Regions from separate parts of the Homo sapiens genome. Here region 1 is linked to region 2. The links are chromatin contacts, found by Hi-C or POLR2A ChIA-PET in ENCODE. All regions are on one chromosome and are shown on one strand. The core of a region is the stretch at or near the end of the contact, and the rest is flanking DNA. Distances in the headings are between cores, read along the strand shown. Region 1 holds the start of POLK (DNA polymerase kappa). Region 2 holds the start of CENPH (centromere protein H).

Region 1 (6,670 bases), core at 1,422-3,921, 6.3 Mb before region 2:
GTCTACCTTGCAGGATTTTTGTGAAGAGCGAATAAATCAAATGAACCTAAAACAATGTTTGACATTTTGTAGGCCTTTGGCAAATGATAATTGCTACTTACAAAAGGCTATGATGTTATTTGGTTCTTTGGTGTCTGACCAATTTTAATCATGTTAGTGATTTTTTTCTTGGGCCTTGTTAATTGCAGTTCCCACAACTTCTCTTCAATCATCAACCAAGTTAAACTTATTTCATTCATCAGTTATTATTTACTGAAAACCTCCTATGTCACACACAATTTTAAATATTTATTCACTCTCTACACATAATTATTGTCAGAATACCTAGACAGAAAAATGCTAGAAAACAATGAATCTACAGAAGAAGTGGTTTATATCTTACTTTTATAGCACCCCAGTCAGATTATCATATAGCAAGATCTTAATAAAGATCTTAAACAGGGATAAAGTATATTTTCATAAACTATCACCATAGCAACATGTTCTATAAAAATATATTTTTTCAACTTATTTGACTAAGAAGAAAAGGATGTGAAATTATAGTAGAAGTGAAACAATAAAAAGGTTAGAAAAAAACAGGAAGCAAAACACGTTTACTAAATAACTATCAAGAGGATTCTACTGATACCTAATATACCACCACACTGCTTTATATAGTATGCCTTTAAAATATTAATAAAAGAATTTCTCACAGTAACAGGAAGAGACTCAAAAGCTAAGCAAAATAAAAACGACAGAAAGAACATGTGTACATGCCAAGAGTGGGCACTAATACTGTTCATTGGTGTACCGTACTGTGTGCTTTTTAGACTAAAAGATTTTCCAATGTTATAGTGAAGCCTATGAAATACCAACTACTCTAACAAGTTTTTATCCCATAAACCAAACAGATAGGAGTAAAAGATATGGGAATACATTTTCAATTTCATTGAATAGTAAGAATATTTCTGCTTGAAACATTCCTAGCCTGGCTCTCATTTCTACAATAGGAAACAGGATAAAAAGGGTGGCCTACACACCCTTTGAAATTCCATTTCTGAAATCACTGTCTTATTCTCGAATGTTAGAACTTTTTATGAGATCTGACATATTCTCAAGCAGCTGTGAAGTGCATTAAGGTATCAATGAGTATCCCCATCTACCTCTTCCCTCCCACTTTTCCAAAAATACAGCTGTCTTTGGAGACTTAAATGGTAAAAATCAACAGATAAAGGAGTCCTAGACAGATATGCAAAGTCACCTTAAGGATCAAAGCTGCAGAATAAGACATGGCAGTATGAGCATAATATAATAATAATTGATATTAGTAAAAGAACTCATCAATATAAATGGAGTGTGGATGGTCAGAAAAAGAAGAAAGTAAAAGAAAGCAAGATAAATATTGGCAATGCCTACTTAAATATCCATTGCCACGATAGGGATAACCTAGCTTCATGCTACCAACCATTCAGAATCGTAATTAATCCCCCATGCAGGAAGAAAAAAATATGATACTGGGATATGGGAGAAGGTCATCAAGCCTAGATTTGAAACCAGGATATAAAGAGCTGGAGTTACAGGCACCTACCACCATGCTCGGCTAATCTTTGTATTTTTAGTAGAGACGGGGTTTTACCTTGTTGCCCAGGCTGGTCTCAAACTCCCGGCCTCAGGTGATCCACCCACCTCGGCCTCCCGAAGTGCTGGGATTACAGGCGTGAGCCACCACACTCGGCCAGCGTTTTCCCTTAGACTCGAAATTTCGCTCCTATCGTCCCATCCTTGTAGTAAGAAAGTACTCTTTCTAAGGTTTAATAACAAATTTTACTCTTGGCAATTACAAGGAAATCGACTATATTAAAATAGCTAACGAGAGGAAATTACTGAAGCTACAAAGTCAAAGTCTCATAATCAAAGTTATCCTTGACAACTGACAAGAGTTGTTAGATCTTCTATTGGTCTTTCTGCTAATTCAACCCTAGTCTTAAAACAAAAATAGCCTCCTATTGCCTAATCCCTTGTACACACAAAACCACTGCACTTCGGTATTTCTAATACGAGAAAGTTTCTATATATCCAACCTTTCCTATCTTTGAGGGGCAGGCATGGTTAACGTGGTTCTCAGTAAGATATTCATTTACAACCAAGAGAAAATCCCAGGCTATCATCTCACATTCTTGTTTTACTTTAAAAACCTTTCTAACGTCATTTATTCTCTGACAACCTCAAAATTACTTTCTACAAAGCAAACTCTAGAAATCTAAAAATGCGAAGTGCGTGCTTGTGAGAAGGTACTAAGGAAATTCTTCCTTTAAACGTCAAATGTGAATTCTAACTTCTAATGAGTAAGACCCTCGAGATTTACAGCGGTGGTCTGGTGGAAAGAAAACCCTTGGCACTAGTAGCTCACAAAACCCCAGCCCATGGTTGAGGCGGAAGCGGCCAGATGCTCCCGGGCTTTCGACAAGCCGCCCTGGAAAGCAGGCCCGTCATCTTCAGCGGAAAGCTCTCTCACGTCTGGGCCCGCAAGCCCGGAGGGTTCGTCATAAACACACAAGGCAAGGATAGAAGCGAGGCCGAGGGGCTGGTCACGCAACTGTCAAACGAAGCCCACCCACCGACTGACAAGGCCCCAAGGGGACAAGCGATCCCCGCGCGGGATACTCACCCGTTACCTCAGGATCGCGACTACAACTCCCAGGAGGCTGCGCGAGCGACGGACCAACGCCCTTCCCAGAATGCAGCACAGCTGCATCCCTACCCCGCCCTCTCCTTTCTCCGCTCCTCCTGCTTTTCTACCCGTCGTCACCCGGGAGAGCCGGAGGTAGGGTTCGGGAGGAGGATCCCGAAGGCTCGGCGTGTCGCGTCAGACGCCGGGAGGGGGACGGGGCGGGGAGTAGTGGGGGAGAATGGGAGGACGAAGGGGAGGGGAAAGGACAGGGGAGGGGAGGGTAAATAGTGGGCCAGGCAGGAAGATGGCGGCGGTAGCGGAGGTGTGAGTGGACGCGGGACTCAGCGGCCGGATTTTCTCTTCCCTTCTTTTCCCTTTTCCTTCCCTATTTGAAATTGGCATCGAGGGGGCTAAGTTCGGGTGGCAGCGCCGGGCGCAACGCAGGGGTCACGGCGACGGCGGCGGCGGCTGACGGCTGGAAGGGTAGGCTTCCTTCACCGCTCGTCCTCCTTCCTCGCTCCGCTCGGTGTCAGGCGCGGCGGCGGCGCGGCGGGCGGACTTCGTCCCTCCTCCTGCTCCCCCCCACACCGGAGCGGGCACTCTTCGCTTCGCCATCCCCCGACCCTTCACCCCGAGGACTGGGCGCCTCCTCCGGCGCAGCTGAGGGAGCGGGGGCCGGTCTCCTGCTCGGTTGTCGAGCCTCCATGTCGGATAATCAGAGCTGGAACTCGTCGGGCTCGGAGGAGGATCCAGAGACGGAGTCTGGGCCGCCTGTGGAGCGCTGCGGGGTCCTCAGTAAGGTGAGCAACCCCTGGTGCCAAGGGACCCCTGGCCAGACTCACCTGCAGCGAGGCAATCCGCTGAGGCGGTGGGGTGGGGCTGGCGGGAGGCGCGGAACGTGCCGGGGTGCGAGGCTGAGTGTTGCTGCAGCGACTAGGGATGAGGCGGGGATATAGGGGCACTGTCCTTGTTGCCCGGGGGCTCGTCGGGGGCAGCCGAGGACCAGGGAAAGGGTGTATAAACCTGAGATCCAGTTTGGGAGGCCAGATGCGCGCCGTGACTTGGGACTTAGGGCGGCAGCTGTCCCGGGTGTAAGGAATCCGGGTTGGGCTTCAGCGGTGTCCGAACGACTGGGCATGGGAGCGGTTCAAGTCGGACCTCTTAAAAGAGGTTGGTCTCTCTGAGGATGCCAAGCCGAGTAGGTTGGGGGGCACTGCGGACGCAACTCTTTCGACAGAAGCTGGAGCGACTCAGCTTGGTGTTGAAATTTGAGGTGTTGAATTCTGCTAGGTTAGATGTAGTGAGACAGATGAATGTGGAGGACTTTCTCCCTCACCCTGTACCTTAGTTCAGAATAGAGATATTGAATCGGCACATGATGGGTACAGGAAATATTCATAGTAACTTGGAACATGTGAGAATGGAGACTGATCTTTAGTCCAGGAAGAGCATTACTTAATAATAAAATATTTTTGCGGTAAGGGGTCGAGGGTAAGGAAAAGATGTTTTATCTTTTATATATTTTTTAAAATCCCTGTATCAAAATTTTAGCAAAGCAGTCATTATAGGACTGCAGGTGGATGATCTCTTGATATTACATAGTTGTGGGGATTTTTTTTTTAAGTTTTTGCTGTAAGAAGATTCACGTAGCCTTTTTGACTTCTCTCTCCCTTCCTGTTAAACTTTTTTAGACATGGCTGGAGCTAGCAGTTAACTTGGAGAGGGGGAGCTGGGCCAGTCCCTCAACAAGCTGGTCATAAGATACTATGTCATGTGCAGCCAGTGGCTATTAAGAAATCACCCTGTTTCCAGTATTCATATTTGGCAAATCACTTGGACATTATTTGTGGAATTGTTTCATATTAGGCTTTTATAATGTCTAGAAAGCTAATGAGAAGGGGGCCAGGAAAGGCATGAGTAGTCAGAACTAAGGATTGCAAGTGTTGACTTTTATTTGTATAGCAGCAAAATTATGTTGTATATTGATGCTGTGATCATTCTTGAAATTTCAGTGCAAGGTTTTCAGTAACGAGAAGCTCCTCAGGATTTCTTTAGATTAAATGTATCCTGTAATTTAGGAATCTCTATTGAACACATTGTGTAGTAGGTATACATTTTCAGTTGGTAATAGGAAGTGGGTTACTTGCTTCTCAGTGATTTTGGTAGTTTCATCACTGCTCATAAGATGGGAAGCTGACTGCCATATTAGTATTGTGATGTGTTAAGTATTTTACGAAACAAATTGTACTTTTGACCTACTGATAATTACTTTTTTGGGGGTTGGGGGAGTGGAGTGACCGGGGGAAAAAGTAACCAGTGCTCTGGAGTAGGTATACTATAGATAAAAAAATGGAAGACCAATCTCGATATTTAAATGCATACAAATGTATTTGATCACCTCTATGGAAGGTGAATAGCTTAAATTTTGACTGTTGCTGCATATGTAGAATGAATAGGAATAAAGCTTTTGGTATTCTTGCTCAAAGCTATGAAGGAAATTTTCCTGAGATTTACCAATTTATGGTTATATACAGTTTTCTGGAAGCTTTTTAATCAAGGGTATTCTAAATTGAGTATATATACTCATACTGAGTATGGTAGATGTTTTTAAATGTAAATTATATAGTTTGAATTCTTTGTATTCACCTGGTAATTTAAACAAAGGTCAGAACTCGGATTTTGTTCTTTTCCTTCCATTGAGTAATGTAAATAAGTCCCGGTACAATTCATTTTGTTTCTCCCCCAAAATGGGGTGGATTTGGAATGGGCTTGGGTAAATTTATATTAGAAATATACCAGTTCAAAGGGTATTTTCCATATGGTAATCTGAAATACATGGAAATACCTATGAAGCATATTTCTTATAAATCACTTAAGTGTATAGATTCCAAAAATACTAGATAGACAATAATTCTATCTAGTTATAGCAAGTATCGTGATGGATCATGGTGGGGAAAAGATGCATGCCTTAGTAGGACTTGAGAGCACCTAAGCCTGGATAAAATAATCTCATTCAATTTCTGAATTTCCTCCATCCTTCATGGTTTACCTTCTGTTTTTCCACACACCAAACTGTTTGAAATTCTGTCCATCCTTAAGAGTCCAAGCCAAATACTGTCCTTTCCATAAAGCCTTTTCTTATTTTGCCATCATTCAAGACCTCCTTCACTTGAATTCCCATAGCATTTTGTTTGTAGCTTGCTTCTGACTCTTATTCTAAATATATATTTTTTTCTCTTGAGTTTGTGTCTGCTGGCCTGTTGGCCACAGTAATATTTGATTCCCCTGCAGTGTCTAGCATATTGCCTTATCTGTATTTGTTAAATGGGGAAGAGTGAGGGAACATTATGAGAGCAGAGAAAAGACAAAAAACTTGTCTTCCAGGTGTCATGATACAGCTAATACTTACTGAGTAAAGGGTCCTGAAGCTGATACAGTTTGTTCAGTCTCTTATAAGAACTAATATTAAGTTATGGATACATAATTGCTGGGGCTTCTCCTCTAACATTGAAAGAGTTCTATTCTAGTGAGAAATGCTGAAGGTTAAGCTTCATTAGCTATGTATAACTCTTCCTCAGATTCAGAAAATACTATGTCCAGGCACTGTTCTAAGTCTATTCTTGTTTAAACTTAACTCTAAGAGAATTTGACAAAGAAAAAAAGAACACAAAGAGAATAAGTAACTTGACCACTGTCACAAAGTTTAGCCTTATGAAGTGTGGTAATTGTAAATGAGGTAGGATTAATCCATGAAGGGTCTTGAATGCCCTAAACAATTTGTATGACAGTCAGTGGGAAGTTGTCCATGTAAGTTTTGGAGCTAGAGACTCAATACGATCAATGTAAGAAAAGTAGGCAAATATGCTTAGTAAGTAAATAAGCTTGTGTAAATTATGAAAAAAACAGAAGATACTAGAGAAAAAATTATTAAGTCTCCTAAGGAATACAGGAACTGGATAATTTGATTGGAATAGTTGAAAATGAGAAGAGGAGGCAAATTTAAGGGTTTACTATGAAGGA
Region 2 (6,132 bases), core at 881-3,380:
CTTTTTCGGAAGCTGATACAACAAAATAAATATAAATAATTAAACTCCTAATTACAAACTTCTAATTTGGCCTCATTTTATTTAAAATGGGTATAAAGAACTTTAAGGCCTCAGAGGAAGACACAAAATGGAATACACTGGGAAAACAGCATCTGTCAGGAAAAGTTAAAAAATTGGTGTTTAAGATTTTTTTCTTTTTTTGAGACGGAGTCTTGCACTCTTGCCCAGGCTGGAGTGCAGTGGCGCAATCTCGGCTCACCACAAGCTCCGCCTCCCGGGTTCACGCCATTCTCCTGCCTCAGGCTCCCAAGCAGCTGGGACTACAGGCGCCTGCCACCATGCCCGGCTAATTTTTTGTATTTTTAGTAGAGATGGGGTTTCACCGTGTTAGCCAGGATGGTCTTGATCTCCTGACCTCGTGATCCACCCGCCTCGGCCTCCCAAAGTGCTGGGATTACAGGCGTGAGCCACCGCACCCGGCCGCTTAAGATTATTTTTAATAGGCCAGACTGAACTGAGGATGCTATACAAAGAATAGACCAAAATGATTAAACCCCAAACCACTGTATTTACAAACACAGATTTTTATCAGGAGATACAGAAAAATAACAAAGATACTAATCCTTGGATTACTAATTCATATAGTTTTTCAGTTGTTCTATAAATCCAAAAATCATACATAAGTAGAAAAACTATGAGCAAATGGTAATTTAAGATGACAGCAAGGGTGAGGAGGAAAAAACAATAAAAAAGAAATAGACATCTTTTCATTTTTCAAAACATTTAAGAAAGAAAAAAATGGTAATTAATTTTTTTTTTTTGAGTCAAGAGTCTTGCTCTATTGCCCAGGCTGGAGTGCAATGGCACAATCTTCTGCTCACTGCAACCTCTGCCTCCCGGGTTCAATCAATTCTCTTGCCTCAGCCTCCTGAGTAGCTGGGATTACAGGCGCCCGCCACCACGCCCAGCTAATTTTTGTATTTTTAGTAGAGACGGGGTTTCACCATGTTGGCCATGGTTGGCCAGGCTGGTCTTGAACTCCTGACTTAAGGTGATCCGTCTGCCTCGGCATCCCAAAGTGTTGGGATTACAGGCGTGAGCCACCGCGCTCAGCCAATAATGATTTTTTTAAAACTACCTCTGTTATGATATAGAACAGAGGACCGCAAATTTTTTTCTGTAAAGGACCTGATAGTAAATTTTTTAGGGTTTGTGAGTCACACGGTCTCTGTTTTAGCTACTCAATTCCACCCTTGTGGCAGGAAAGTTGTACTCCAATAAAACTGTTTATGGAAACTGAAACTTGAATTTCTAATAGAGTTCACGTGTTATGAAATATTTTTATGATCTTTTCCCTGCAACACTTAAACATAAAAACTATTCTTAGCTTGAGTGGTCACACAAAAATAGGCAGTTAGGCAGATTTGGCCCAGGACCTTCTCCTGCTCACTAGTTTAGAAGACGAATGTCCCTTCTCATCGAATCTTCCCCAGCAACCGCTTAGTGGAAAAGTATAAACACCGTCCGCTTAGTAGAATTTATAACATATAAAGCTTCTGGGTTACAAAGGGTCGTAGTTCTAAAAGAAATGGTAGGGGCACCTTCCTTCCAGTTTAGCTCTGGCATTCAATTTGTCTGTAAACCAGAGAGGTAGGGGGAGGGCGGGGAAACAGGAGGAGAAATTACAGCTTCTAAGGGCCCGGGGCACTGTGCTCAACACTTTCCTAGACTATCTCATTTAACCCTTGTAACCTCTCTCCAGGGGGTCATTTTTCTCTCCTTTTCGCTGATGAAGAAAGAGCTTCAACAGTTTAAGTGAATGAGGCAATCACGGAGACCTGACGTGACCGAGCGTGAATTCGAACCCTAGCCCTTCTGAGCAAGGGCGGAGTTCCGGGCCACAACGCCCACTTGGCCCCGGCTGAGGAGGCCAAAGGGAACAACCTGAGGAGCAGGGTCATGCGGTCCTCGCTGCACGCCGCCTGGGCGCCGGCGACCTGCGGTGGCCCGCCTGCCCGGCCTTCCCCTCCGGAGTCCGCGGGCTCGTCGGCGTCTTGCATCTGGGGCTGCTCCTCCATTGCTGGTTGAGGGGAAAGGCTACCACTCAACAGGCAAACGCGCTCAGAAAAGGTCGCTTTTCCCGCCACTAAATGGACGCCGGGAAAAGGCCCGAGGGCCCCGCCCCTTCCGCCCAGGGCCCCACCCTTTCCGCCTTGTTTTTCGGTTGCCGTGGTTACTACGGGCTCCTCTTTCATCCGGGCTCTACTGGTGAAAATAACTGCAGACGGCTGGTAAAAAGTTGGAATAGCTTTCGTTAAGCGTCGGATGTGTAGAGTGCTGAGTTAGGGGCTGGACTAGAGACGTTGGGACATCTCCCGGGAACAGCAGCCTGGAGGGGAAAAATCTCCTGACCTAAGTGGTCATTCGGCCTTGGCGCTTGGACACGGGAGTGCGGCGACAGCCATATGTCCATCCATCTTGGCACTTTTCCGTCCTCTGCCTTTGAAGATGGGTGTGCCCGGCAGGCTGTGAAAGATAAACATTAGAGGGTTGTTTAGAAGACTTTTTTGACCTGAGCCCATGAGGTGCATACCCTTTGTTTGGCGGAGAAACCAGTGGCTTCTGAAGATCAGGGACGGGCCACAAGTGCGAGGCATTGCAGACATTTCGAACCCAGACTTCCAGCCTGGAGACATCCACACGCTTCCAGTTTCTTGCACTGGTACTTCATTCTGTCATTATGATTGCCACCACTCGTAACTGAGAGTTGCGTGCCCTCAAGTTTTGAGTGTCTGCAGGGTACCTTTGAGCTTTCTTAGCTGTGTAGTGAGTGGGGGGAATGGAGAAAATGAAGGACAGATGACTGATTTGTAGTTTTTCATTTGGACACTGTCCTTGCCGCACAAGCACAGCAGCTTGAACCTCTTTGAACAAGAGTCGAGAGTTCTTTTACAGCTAATTACCCACTAGTTAAACTTGATCATACTGTGCTGTTTTCTTCCTCTCCATTGTCAATGTAATACGGCTCCTGACAAAAGTTAAATTCGCTGGGCGTGGTGGCTCACCCCTGTACTCCCAGCACTTTGGGGGCTGAGGCGGGTGGATCACCTGAAGTCAGGAATTCAAGACCAGCCTGGCCAACATGGTGAAACCCCGTCTCTACTAAAAATACAAAAGTTAGCTGCGTGTGGTGGCGGGCGCCTGTAATCCCAGCTACTCAGGAGGCTGAGGCAGGAGAATCGTTTGAACCCGGGGGGGCGGAGGTTGCAGTGAGCTGAGATCGCGCCACTGCACTTCAGCCTGGGTGACAGAGTGAAACTCCGTCTCAAAAAAAAAAAAAAAAGCCGGGCGCTGTGGCTCACACCTATAATCCCAGCACTTTGGGAAGCCGAGGGGGGAGGATCTCGAGGTCAGGAGTTGGAGACCAGCCTGACCAACATGGAGAAACCTCGTCTCTACTAAAAATACAAAATTAGCCAGGCGTGGTGGTGGGCACCTGTAATCCCAGCTACTGGGGAGGCCGAGGCAGGAGAATCCTTTGATCCCGGGAAGCAGAGGTTGCAGTGAGCCGAGATCACACCAGAGATGCACGCCAGCCTGGGCAACAGAGCAAGATTCCTTCTCGAAAAACAAACAAACAAACAAAAAAACAGTTCAAAAGACACAGAATGGACTGGTGGCGATGGCCCACGCCTGTAATCCCAGCACTTTGGGAAGCCAAAGCGGAAGGATCGCTTGAAGTCAGGAGAACAGCCTGGGCAGCATAGTGAGACCTCGTTTCTACTTAAAACAAAAACAAACAAACAAACAAAAAAACAACAGGTGTGGTGACTTAGACCTGTGGTCCCAGCTACTCAGGAGGCTGAGATGGGAGGATCACTTGGGCCCCAGCCGTTGAGGACTGCAGTGACCTATGATCGCACCACTGCTCTCCATCCTGGGTGACAGAGTGAGACCCTGTCTCAAAAAAAAAAAAAAGCACAGGATGTAAAATCAGGCATTAGGTTTGCTATTCCTACATGTAAACTTATGGAACATTTTCTTGTTTCCTTTCATTTTGTTTTACAAAAAGGATGATCCCATTGTTAACTTTTTCTCTTTACCACTTAGTGGATGCCTTCCACTGTCTCACCACAATCTTATCCTTTTAAGCAGTTGCCTATCAGGTGTCTCCACTGCTCACATTTGGGACAAAAATAATGCAATGTGCAGTCGCTCACGCCTGTAATCCCACCACTTTGGGAGGCCAAAGTGAGCAGATCACCTGAGGTCAGTAGTTTGAGACCAGCCTGGCCAACATGGTAAAACCCCATCTCTACTAAAAATACAAAAAAGACTGTCTCAAAATTTTTTTTTATAAAAATAATAATGCAATGGTTATCCAACCGTGAGAATTCGGAGGAGACCTTGTTAAAACACATTTCTGGGTGTCTCTAGGATTGTTTTGCATTTGTAACAAGTTCCCAGGTAAAGTTGCTCTTGCTTATTGAGGAGGACACTTTGAGAACCACCACCATAAAGGGTCATAAAACGCAATTAAAAAAAAAATTCACAGTAAAACAAAAAAGGGTGGGTGTAAGGCCCTGCATGGTGGCTGATGCCTATAATCCTAGCACTTTGGGAAGGCGAGGCAGGCAGATCACTTGAGGCCAGGAGTTTGAGGCCAGCATGGCCAACATCGCGAAACCCCATCTCTACTAAAAATACAAAAATTAATCAGGCACAGGGGCACACGCTTGTAATCCCAGCTACTCGGGAGGCTGAGACAGGAAAATCGCTTGAACCAGGGAGGCTGAGGTTGCAGTGAGCCAAGATAGCACCACTGCATTCCAGCCTGGGTGACAGAGTGAGACCCTGTCTCGGGGGGTGGGGGGAAAGGGTGGGTGTGGGTAGGGAGCTATCCATTAAAAAGTCAATAATAAAGATAGAAGAGATGATAGAATTAGAAAACTACCATCTTACCACTCCCAGGGAGATAAATGTCAGGAAAGTATAATTAATGAGTGCTAAAACTAGAGACCAGCACTTCAGAGGAATGTTATAGCTAGTGGTTACCACCTTAACCAGATGGTCAAAATTGGTATCAAAAATGGTATAACAATCTGATGTCTGATTCTAATATAATGCATGAGTTGTACACATCACCTATATTGCCAAATGTGTAACCTGAACTTAACTGTGCTGAAAACATGAGACAAGAAATCCAGACTGAGGAACATTCTACAAGACAATTCATGTCTATGTCCTGAAACACAGAAAACAGGGCAGTTGTTCTATATAGAAAAACAAACCATGATTGAATCTTGGATTGGAAAAGGAAAAAAAATAAAAGCCCTAATACATTTTTGGAACAACTGAGGAAATTTGAATATGTTCTGCATATTAGATATTAAGTTACCAATTTTCTTAGTGTGATAGGATTGTGGCAGGGTTTTTTTTTTTTTTTTGATTTTTAGAGTCATGGTCTCACTCAGGTTGAACCACAGGCCACCATGCCTGGCTAATTTTTGTAGAGACAGTGTCTTGCGCTGTTGCCCAGGCTGGTCTTAAACTCCTGGCCTCAATTGATCCTCCTACCCTGGCCTCCCAAAACACTGGGATTACACCGCTGGTGTGGTGGCTCATGCCAGTAATCCCAGCACTTTGGGAGGCTGAGGCAAGAGGATCTGTGGAGCCCAGGAGTTCGAGACCAGCCTGGCCAAGATTTAAAACAAAAACAATCATGGGATTACAGATGTGAGCCACTGTGCTAGCAGAAAGATGCCTTTTTAACATGCCACATCTTCAGTAACATTAAAAATCACCAGGCACACTTGGTTTATCAACCAAGGAAAGCACATACCTTTCCTTCTTTTCTTTACTTTCCTTCCTTTCCTTACTGTTCTGAGGCTTTTTAATAAAATTTCACTCCTGCTCTGAAACTTGCCTGGGTTTCTTCTTCTGCCTTATGCCCCTCAGTCAAATCCTTTCTTCTGAGGAGGCAAGAATTGAAAATTCTTAAAAAAACACCCAACATCAAGCTGACAAAAAATAAATAAATAAAATCTCAAAAGATATTGACTGGCCAGGTGCGGTGACTCACACCTTTAATCCCAGCACTTTAGGAGGCCGCGGTGGGCAGATCACGAGGTC

What was found. A loop is a pair of places that touch in the nucleus more often than their neighbours do. ChIA-PET counts read pairs that join two places held with the same protein, here RNA polymerase II (POLR2A). Pooled maps may share reads with other maps.
Region 1: a loop to region 2 is called in a map with no recorded cell type, with 11 times the contacts of the local background. The contact joins the promoter of POLK here to the promoter of CENPH in region 2. A Hi-C loop is called at or near these places in 1 of 37 single-sample maps with no recorded cell type and 2 of 50 pooled maps. POLR2A ChIA-PET finds 5 or more read pairs at or near these places in 1 of 52 experiments (T-cell).

What each region holds. Positions count from the first base shown.
Region 1 is chr5:75,507,892-75,514,561 of GRCh38, reverse strand. It overlaps POLK (DNA polymerase kappa), which reads right to left and starts at 2,671. Exons shown (of 15, transcript NM_016218.6): 1 at 2,648-2,671. It overlaps CERT1 (ceramide transporter 1), which reads left to right and starts at 2,933. Exons shown (of 17, transcript NM_001379029.1): 1 at 2,933-3,450. The coding sequence starts at 3,355. RefSeq lists enhancers at 2,377-2,756, 3,507-3,576.
Region 2 is chr5:69,185,581-69,191,712 of GRCh38, reverse strand. CENPH (centromere protein H) reads right to left here and starts at 2,130. Exons shown (of 9, transcript NM_022909.4): 1 at 1,945-2,130. The coding sequence starts at 2,078. LOC112267932 (a long non-coding RNA gene) reads left to right here and starts at 2,236. Exons shown (of 2, transcript XR_002956215.2): 1 at 2,236-2,722. RefSeq lists a silencer at 2,079-2,198 and enhancers at 2,057-2,351, 2,279-2,518.